Linked DNA regions of Homo sapiens: region 1 is linked to region 2. Evidence: read pairs that join two places in POLR2A ChIA-PET (ENCODE). Cell type or tissue: Caco-2. All regions are shown on one strand. Region 1 overlaps PACS1 (phosphofurin acidic cluster sorting protein 1). Region 2 overlaps B4GAT1-DT (B4GAT1 divergent transcript).

What was found. ChIA-PET counts read pairs that join two places held together with the same protein. Peaks named below come from ENCODE experiments on the same cell type or tissue, not always from the same donor. Only the 100,000 strongest peaks of a DNase experiment are listed, where the experiment ranks them.
Region 1: POLR2A ChIA-PET joins it to region 2 with 10 read pairs; 2 of 35 experiments call an interaction of 5 or more read pairs at or near these places.

The regions. Positions count from the first base shown.
Region 1 is chr11:66,237,030-66,242,029 of GRCh38, forward strand. PACS1 (phosphofurin acidic cluster sorting protein 1) reads left to right here. Exons shown (of 24, transcript NM_018026.4): 20 at 1,775-1,817; 21 at 2,113-2,248; 22 at 4,398-4,624. Among named protein-coding and RNA genes, the nearest start is that of KLC2, 18 kb to the right of the region's middle. RefSeq lists enhancers at 1,667-2,178, 2,179-2,690. In Caco-2, no CTCF peak of the experiment used is centred here; no DNase peak of the experiment used is centred here.
Region 2 is chr11:66,351,208-66,356,207 of GRCh38, forward strand. All of the region lies in intron 1 of B4GAT1-DT (B4GAT1 divergent transcript), which reads left to right. Among named protein-coding and RNA genes, the nearest start is that of TRS-GCT3-1, 5.6 kb to the left of the region's middle. In Caco-2, no CTCF peak of the experiment used is centred here; a DNase peak (open chromatin) is centred at 2,154; H3K4me3 peaks cover 481 bases.

The sequences.
Region 1 (5,000 bases), 110 kb before region 2:
TGCCTCAGCCTCCCGAGTAGCTGGGATTACAGGCACGTGCCACCACACCCAGCTAATTTTTGTATTTTTAGTAGAGACGGGGTTTCACCATGTTGGCCAGGATGGTCTCGATCTCTTGACCTCGTGATCCGGCTGCCTTGGCCTCCCAAAGTGCTGGGATTACAGGCTTGAGCCCCTGTGCACGGCATGCCCGGCTAATTTTTGTATTTTTCTGCTGAGATGGCATTTCGCCATGGTGCCCAGGCTGGTCTCAAACTCTTGGACTCAGGAGATCCACCTGCCTCAGCCTCCCAAAGTGCTGGGATTACAGGCGTGAGCCACCATGCCCCACCAGCTTGTATCTTTTTTTGTAATTTCCTTGAGGCTCCCTCGTAGCTTCTAGACAGGGAGGGGCTCATGTGGATGAGGGGGCCTAGCTCCCTGCTCTCCCTGCTTTCTGCGCATCCAAGATGTGGGTGTCTTGAGTGATCTCAGGAGATACCTGAGCTGGGGAAATCCAGCAGCCCTTTCTCGTGCCTTGCAGAGCCTCCTGTCCTGCAGTCTAGCCAGTCCCCGGTTAGCCCCTGGGCTGCTCCCATAGCCACATTACAGGCCCCAAGACCATGGCCCATAGCTGTGGCTGGTGGTTTGACACATCTTCGTGGAGCTGTGAGTTGCTGCTCACTCAGGCCTCGCAACCGAGAGAGACAGAGAGATAACAAATTTAAAACAAATTAAAAACCAAAAGAGCTAGCAACCTCACCAAATGCCAGGCAAACAAGGAGAGAAGGGGAGTTGTATCCAGGAAGCCCCAGAGTGGCAATTTGTTCCTCTCTGGGAATCAAAAGAAGGGCGCATAGAGAATCGGGACAGACTTCAGCAAACACAGCCTTGCTGTCGCGGCAGCCTCCAGGCAACCACCTGCAGGCCTGTGCGGTAGATTTCGCCCCATCAGGGTCCAGCCCTCTGGACTCCCAGCCCAGCTGCCTCTTTGCCTAGGCCTGGGCCCAGGTGATAGGGCCCAGGACTTTACCTGTCACTTCAGACCACAGCCTGGATGCTCACCTAGTCTGTGGCTGTGTTCTTTTCTAGCCACTGGAGGGCCCAGGCTGTCCTTTCCAGAATTCTCTATGGAGAATTGAAAATTCCTAAAGAACCCCCCCACCCCCATTCAGTACACTTCCAGATTCCAGGAAGACCAGAGAGGAGAAGGCTGGTGTCCACACCTTAGCACGTCCACTTGGCTTTAGACTCTCCCACCTGGCAGAGACAGAGCCATCTTCCTAGGCCCTCTGCCCACAGGACCTTAGAGAAACAACATCAGGACATCACAGTGATTCCTGCCTTCAGCCCTTTATCCCCAGAGAAGAGCTGCAAAGTCTCGCATGCCCCATCTCATTGTTGCAACTAGGTTTTGTTGTTTTTTGTTTGTTTGTTTCTACAGCTGGGCTGCTCCAGATTTGCAAAGATTTTTTTATTTACTTATTTATTTGATGTATTTATTTATTTTGAGATGGAGTCTCGCTCTGTCGCCCAGGCTGGAGTGCAGTGGCGCCATCTCAGCTCACTGAAACCTCCGCCTCTCAGGTTCAAGCGATTCTCCTATCTCAGCCTCCCAAAGTGCTGGGATTACAGGCATAAGCCACCACGCCCAGCCCAGATTTGCAAAGATTTTAAAGTCGGCAATAAAATAATGTGTAGTGATGGCTCTTGTGCCACCAATGTGTTTCTGGTTGGATCAGAACATGCCTGCTTTAACAGGAGGATCTAATGAGTGCCTCTTCTCTCCTTGCAGGTGGTGAAGGTGGGTCTGGTTGAAGACTCTCCCTCCACAGCAGGTGAGGCTGGGGCTCCCTTGTTCTGTGGAGTGAGGCTGGTGCCCTCCCTGTCTTCCCTCTAGTCCAGCAGGCCAGAAGTTAAGCTCTGGATGCCCTGAGGGAAGTCAGAGCTTGAGCAGGAAGCCTATGGGCGCCCTCACTCCCCTGCTGCGGTGGTGGCTGGGGGAGGTGGAAGGAGCCTGGGGCCAAAGGAGGAAAGCAGGCCACAGGATGGGAGGAACCCCGGCTCCTTGCCACCACCAAGTCAGAGATAGCTTCCTCTGGCCAACTGTGTTTGTCGTTTGTCCCCTGACAGGCGATGGGGACGATTCTCCTGTGGTCAGCCTTACTGTGCCCTCCACATCACCACCCTCCAGCTCGGGCCTGAGCCGAGACGCCACGGCCACCCCTCCCTCCTCCCCATCTATGAGCAGCGCCCTGGCCATCGTGGGGTAAGGCTCCTGCCCGTACCTGTCCTGCCATGCCCTCCATCAGGCCCACCCGGCTGATTCCAGTGACAGGCGCATGGGCTTAGAAGGTAGCCACAGGAAGCCGGGCGTGGTAGTGCACACCTGTGGTCCTAGCTACTCAGGCTGAGGCAGGAGGATTGCTTGAGCCCAGGAATTTGAGGCTGCAGTGAGCCATGACTGCGCCACTGCACTGTAGCCTGTGTGACAGCAAGACCCTGTCTCTCAAAAAAAAACCCAAAACACTAAAGTTAGAATTCAGAGACATATCACTAGCCGGCCTGGTCATGGGAGGACACTTTCTGCCCTGTTTCACAGTATTGGGTTGAATGAGACAATGTTGGCAGAGGCCTGTGAAGTGCTGTGCAAGTGTCTTGTTATGGGACCTCCCAGGTGTTGTTATGGGACCTCCCAGGTGCAAGAAAGAGCATGGCACTTGGGAAATAAAACACACGTGGGTTTGAGTGGTTCTGTCTTGTCTCTGCACTGCCTTAGCTTAGACAAGTTACTGAACTTCAATTTCATCTAATGAAAAGAGGTGAAGTGGCCACCTTGCAGGACTGTGGAGCAGGTTACATAAGAACGTGGAAACCAGGCCTCATCCTGTAGTTCCAGCCACTCCGGAGGCCAAGGCCGGAGGATCGCTTGAGCCCAGGAGTTCAAAGCTAGGCCTGGGCCACGTAGTGACGTGGATTGGGCTGTTCTTTCTAGTGTCTTCCTTTTTTCTTCTTTTTTAGGGACGTGGATTGTCTCCTTTGGTGACAGTCAGAGGGCCTCTCTAAAGGAAACAATCCACGTCTCTAAAAAAGAGAAAAAGAACATGCGTGTCAGTGCCTGGCACAGTGAGGCAGCCCTGCTGAGGCGCTAGAGCTGGAGCCGGCGCGGGAGCAAGCGGCGGAGCTCGGGTTCAGGCTGAATCTCTGAGACCACTGGAAGCAGTGATATAGCAGGAGGCCGTGTCTTTAGGATCTCAAGTATCTACAGTTTAGATCAAGGGTCCAGCAGCAGGGGGCAGAGAGAGGGTGGAGGGGTGGGCTCCTGACAAGAAGGCCGAGGTGAGGAGAGCAGGCGTGGTCAGCGCTGGGAAGGAGCAGCCTGCCTTCCCTTCCCCCATTTCGCTGCCTTCCGCCTTCGCCTCTTCCCTTTCCTTGTAGCAACAGCGAGGATGGCATTGGCCGGTGGCTTCCCCCAAAGTGCTAGTAATGTGTTGGGTGGCACGAAGCCTGCCCCGGAGCTAGAATCCCAGTCCCTGGTCTCCCTCAGCCTCTGCTCCTCGGGGCACTTCCCTTCAGGGTCTTCTGGAGGGAACAGTAGAGGAAAGGAGGAAGTACCCACGCAGCCAAGTTCTGCCCTGGGGACCTCAGGTTCCTGGCCTCCTGGAGGCGTTTTCTCTCATCTCACCCCACAGCGGAAGGGTTTCTGTCCAGCATGGGTTTGGGGAGCCTTGGCACCAACCCTTTCCTCTACCTCCTTTCCCTTCCAAGTTAATCTTGTTTTTTAATGGAACCTCCAAAATGAGGCAGAAAGAGAAAAGTCAGATGACTTTCCTAGCCTGTGTACCTATTGTGTCTGACACCTCCTTTCAAGACATACCAGCCCTTCTCCCGGGAGCTAAAATTATCGCTGAGCTAAGAGTGCCATGAAAAGGAGAAAGCTGCAGGTCGGGTGGCACCAGCTGCTGTCCTGAGGCTGCACTGGAGCCGCCCGCAGGGGCTTCTGCCGGGCTCAGGCCTTCTCTCCAGCTCGAGGCTCAGTTTGGCCCAGGCTTTGCCTGCTGGGCGTGTATGTGTGTGTGTGTGTGTTATATGTGTGTATATGTGTGTGCACGCATGCACTTATGTACACACACACTTTCTTCCTTCATAAAGCTTCCTTCTCTGCTGCCCTTGTCATCCTGTGAAGATTTTATTTGGTTTCCTTTTCGTGACTTGGGCCTTTATTCTCCCCAGCTTTGTTCTCAGATCAGCCTGATTCTCCTCTCCTACATGAGCTGCTCTGTGTGGCTGGAGGGAACAGAGCTGCAGCCTTCCTCAGCCTGCCCTCCCGGGGACTGGCATGGCCCCTACCCCATCAGGCCTATGTAGTTGGGAGCTGAAGGCAGAGCTGACCTCTCCTCTTTGTTCCCTTTCCTCAGGAGCCCTAATAGCCCATATGGGGACGTGATTGGCCTCCAGGTGGACTACTGGCTGGGCCACCCCGGGGAGCGGAGGAGGGAAGGCGACAAGAGGGACGCCAGCTCGAAGAACACCCTCAAGAGTGTCTTCCGCTCAGTGCAGGTGTCCCGCCTGCCCCATAGTGGGGAGGCCCAGCTTTCTGGCACCATGGCCATGACTGTGGTCACCAAAGAAAAGAACAAGAAAGGTAAGTACCCCCAAGGCCGGGGAAGACCATGGGCCACCAGGCCTCCCGTCTCGTCTCTCAGGGCCTGGGAATAAATCTGCTTTTGGGATATTTGGGATGAAGAAGCATCCCATGGTCTGGCATGGGGTGCAGAGGGGGCAGTCCCACCTCCCCTCGAGGGACAAGGCCATTCCTTCTGTCATGCAGGAAACCGAGGCTGCAGAGAGTCGCTTGGTCACTCTCTGCTGAGCTCCAGTACTTTAGGGGCTGAGGCAGCTGCCACTGTGTAATGAAGGGGGCCTTTCTGGCCACTGCTGTCCGGGATGGACTGCAGACAGGGAGAGGCCTCTCTATATCACAGCTCCAGGTCCCTGTGACGCAGGAGTAGAGAACTTGC
Region 2 (5,000 bases):
ATTTCTTGCCAAATTGCTCTAGCTAGAACTTCTAGTACAATGTTGAGGAGATGAAACGGTGAAACCACGTATCCTTCTCTTGTTCCTGATCTTTGGGGGAAGGCTTTAGGTCTTTCGCCATTAAGTATGATGTTATTTGTGGATTTTTCATAAATGCCCTTTATCAGGTGAAGGAAGTTTCCACCTATTCCTTGTTTATTCAGCATTTTTATCTTGAACGAGTGTTGGACTTTGTCACATGCTTTTTATCTTGAACGAGTGTTGGACTTTGTCACATGCTTTTTATCTTGAAAGCGTGTTGGATTTTGTCACTTGCTTTTTGTTCATAAATTGAGGTGATCACTTGGTGTTTCCTCTTCATTCTATTAATGTGGTGTATTACATTGATTGATTTTCTTTTTCTTTTTTTGAGACGTTCTTGCTCTGTTTCCCAGGCTGGAGTGCAGTGGAGCGATCTTGGCTCACGGCAACCTCTGCGTCCTGGGTTCAAGTTATTCTCATGCCTCAGCCTCCGGAGTAGCTGGGATTACAGGCATGCGCCATCATGCCTGGCTAATTTTTGTATTTTTTAGTAGAGATGCCGTTTCACCATGTTCGCCAGGCTGGTCTTGAAATCCTGACCTCAAGTGATCTGCCCGCCTCGGTCTCCCAAAGTGCTGATATTACAGGCATGAGCCACCACACCCAGCCTTTCTTTTTTTTTTTTTTTTTTGAGATGGAGTCTCGCTCTGTCACCCAGGTTGGAGTGAGTGGCGCGATCTTGGCTCATGGCAACCTCTACCTCCCAGGTTCAAGTGATTCTCCTGCCTCAGCTTCCTGACTAGCTGGGATTACAGGTGTGCACCACCACAGCCAGCTAATATTTTTTGTATTTTTAGTAGAGACGGATTTCACCATGTTGTCTAGGCTGGTCTCAAACTCCTGACCTCAAGTGATCCACCTGCTTCAGCCTCCCAAAGTGCTGGGATTACAGGGTGAGCCACCGTGCCCGGCCACACTGATTGATTTTTGTATGTTAAACAATCTTGCATTTCTGGAATAATTCCTACTTGGTCATGGTGTATAATTCTGTTAATATGTTGCTGGGTTAGGTTTGCTAGTATTTTGTGGAGGATTTTTGCATCTATATTCATATGAGATACGGTCTGTAGTTTTCTTGGGATGGTCTGTATATTAGTTTGGCCTCAGGTCACATAGAATGAGTTGTAAAGTGTTTTCTATTTTTTGGAAGAGTTTGAGAAGGATTGTTGTAAATTTCTTTTTACTTTGCACACTACACTGTTATAGGATTGTTGTTAATTCTTTTTGTTTTGTTTTGTTTTGTTTTGTTTGTGACAGAGTCTCGCTCTGTCACCCAGGCTGGAGTGCAGTGGCATGATCTCGGCTCACTGCAACCTCTGCCTCCTGGGTTCCAGCGATTCTCCCGTCTCAGCCTCCAGAGTAGCTGGGATTACAGGTGTGCGCCACCATGCCTGGCTAATTTTTGTATTTTTACTAGAGACGAGGTTTCACCATGTTGCAGGCTGGTCTCAAACTCCTGACCTCAGGTGATCTGCCCTCATCCGCCTCCCAAAGTGCTGGGATTACGGGCATGAGGCACCGCGCCCAGCCGGATTGATGTTAATTCTTTAAGTGATTGGTAGAATTCACTTGTGAAGCCATCTGGTCCTGGGATTTTCTTTGTTGGGAGGTTTTTGATTACAGATTAAATCTGGTTACTTGTTATAGGTCTGTTCAGATTTCCTGTTTCTTCTTGCATCAGTTTTGGTAGTTTGTGTGTTTTCAGGAATTTGTCCATTTCATCTGATTTGTTAGCATACAGTTATTCATAGTATTCTCTTATAGTCCTTTTTACTTCTGGGTAAAGGCATACCTCACTTTTTTTTTTTTTTTTTAGATGGAGTCTCGCTCTGTTGCCCAGGCTGGAGTACAGTGGTGCAATCTAGGCTCACTGCAAGCTCCACCTCCCGGGTTCACGCCGTTCTTTTGCCTCAGCCTCCCATGTAGCTGGGACTACAGGTGCCTGCCACCACGCCTGGCTAATTTTTTTGTATTTTTAGTAGAAACGGGGTTTCATCCTGTTAGCCAGGATGGTTGCAATCTCCTAACCTTGTGATCCACCCCCCTCCGCCTCCCAAAGTGCTGGGATTACAGGCGTGAGCCACCACGCCCAGCCAGGCATACCTCACTTTATTGCACTTTGGTTTATTGCACGTCACAGATAATTGCATTTTTTTTTTTTTACAGATTGAAGGTGGCGGGTTCCTGTAGTCCCAGCTACTCAGGAGGCTGAGGCAGGAGAATGGCATGAACCCGGGAGGCAGAGCTTGCAGTGAGCCGAGATCGTGCCACTGCACTCCAGCCTGGGTGACAGAGCGAAACTCCGTCTCAAAAAAAAAAAAAAATCAGTAAGTGTTGTGTGTGTGCTGACTGCTCCACCGACTGACTGTTCTCCCCTTCCTCATACCTCCCTATTTCCTGAAACACAAAAATATTGAAATTAGGCTGATAATTCTATGTTGGCCTCTAAGTGTTCAAGTGAAAGGAAGAGTTGCACTTCTCTCATTTTAAATCAAAAGCTAGAAATGATTACACATAGTGAGGAAGGCATGGTAAACACTGTGATAGGCTGAAAGCTAGGCCTCTTGTGCCAAATGGTCAGCCAAGTTGTGAATGCAAAGGAAAAGTTCTTGAAGGAATTAAAAGTGCTACCCCAGTGAACACACAAAAGATAAGAAAGTGAGGCCGAGCGTCGTGACTCACGCTTGTAATCCCAGCACTTCAAGAGGCCAAGGCAGGCAGATCCCCTTGAGCCCAGGAGTTTGAGAACAGCCTGGGCAACATGGCGAAACCCCGTCTCTACTAAAAATACAAAAAAATCGCCAGCCATGGTGGCGCATACCTGTAGTCCCAGCTACTCAGGAGGCTGAGGCGGGAGAATCACCTGAACCCAGAGGTCTAGGCTGCAGTGAGCCATGATCATGCCACTGCACTGGAGACCTTGGAATACGCTGATGACTTTGAAGGGTTCAAGACTTCAGTGGAGGAAGTAACTGCAAATATGATGGAAATAGCAAGAGAACTAGAATTAGAAGTTGAGTCTGAAGATGTAACTGAATTGCTGCGATATCATGAGAAAACTTGAATGGATGAGGAGTTGCTTCTTCTGGATCATCAAAGTGGTTTCTTCAGATAGAATCTACTCCTGGCAAGGATGCGGTGAACATTGATAAATGACAACAAGGATTTAGAATATTATGTAAACTTAATTGATAAAGTAGCTGTAGGATTTGAGAGGATTGACTTTAATTTTGAAAGAACTTCTACTGTGGGTAAAATGTTATCAAACAGCATCGCATGTTAGAGAGAAATCTTGCATGAAAGGATCAATCAGTGCAGCAAATTTCATCGTTGCCTTATTTTAAGAAATTGGCACAGCCACCCCCATCTTCAGCAACTACCATCCTGATCAGTCAGCAGCTATCAACATCGAGGCAAGACCCTCCACCAGCAAAAAGATTACAACTTGCTAAAGGTTTCAGGATTATGACTTACTGAAGGTTCCGGTGATCACTAGCATTTTTAAGCAATAAGGTTTTTTTTTTTTCTTTTTTCTTTTGAGATGGAGTCTTGCTCTGTTGCCCAGGCTGGAGTGCAGTGGCGAGATCTCAGCTCACTGCAACCTCCACCTCCCAGGTTCAAGTGATTCTCCTGCCTCAGCCTCCCGAGTAGCTGAGATTACAGGCACGCATCACCATGCCCAGCTAATTTTTGTATTTTTAGTAGAGACGGGGTTTCTCCATGTTGGCCAGGCTGGTCTCAAACTCCTGACCTCAGGTGATCTGCCCTAGCCCACCATGGCCTCCCAAAGTGCTGGGATTACAGGTGTGAGACACCGCACCCAGCCACAATAAATATTTTTAATTAAGGTATATACATTGTTTTTTAGACACAATGCTATTGCATACTTAATAGACTACAATGTAGCATAAGCATAACTTTTTTTTTTGAGACAGAGTCTTGCTGGAGTGCAATCCTGCGATCTCAGCTCACTGCAACCTCCGCCTCCCTGATTCAAGCAATTCTCCTGCCTCAGCCTCCCGAGTAGCTGGGATTACAGGCACCTGCCACCACGCCCAGCTAATTTTTGTATTTTTAGAAGAGACAGGGTTTCACCATGTTGGTCAGGCTGGTATCAAACTCCTGACCTCAGTTGATCTACCCGCCTCGCCTCCCAAAGTGCTGGGATTACAGGCATGAGCCACCGCGCCCGGCCAAGCATAACTTTTATATGCACCGGGAAACCCCAAGTTATTGCAATATTTGCTTTATTGCAGTGGTCTGAAACCAAACCTGCAATATGTTTTAGGTGTGCCTATAATTGGTAGTAATATTACCACTTGCATTTCTTAGTATTAGATTTTAGTACCTTAAAGGCTTCTCTCTATTTTTCTTAGTCAATCTAGTTAAAGGTGTGTCAGTTTTGTTGATCGTTTCAAAGAACCAACTTTTGGTTTCATTAATTTTCTCTATTGCTTTTTTCCCTCCATTTTGTTTGTCTTTAATCTTTAGTATTTCTTTCCTTCTGCTACCTTTGAGTGTAGTTTGCTCTTCTTTTACTAGTTCCTTAAGTTATTTATTTATTTATTTATTTTTGAGACGGAGTCTTGCTCTGTTGCCAGGCTGGAGTGCAGTGGTGCAATCTCGGCTCACTGCACTGCAACCTCCACCTCCCGCGTTCAAGTGATTTTCTTGCCTCAGCCTCCCAAGTAGCTGGGACTACAGGGGTGTGCCACCACGACCAGCTAATTTTTGTATTTTTAGAAGAGACAGGATTTCACCATGTTGCCCAGGATGGTTTCAATCTCTTGACCTCGTGATCTGCCCACCTTGGCCTCCCAAAGTGCTGGGATTACAAGTGTGAGCCACTGCGCCTGACCCCTAGTTCCTTAAGTTCTAAAGTCAGGTTATTGTTCTGAGATCTTCTTTTTTAACGTAGG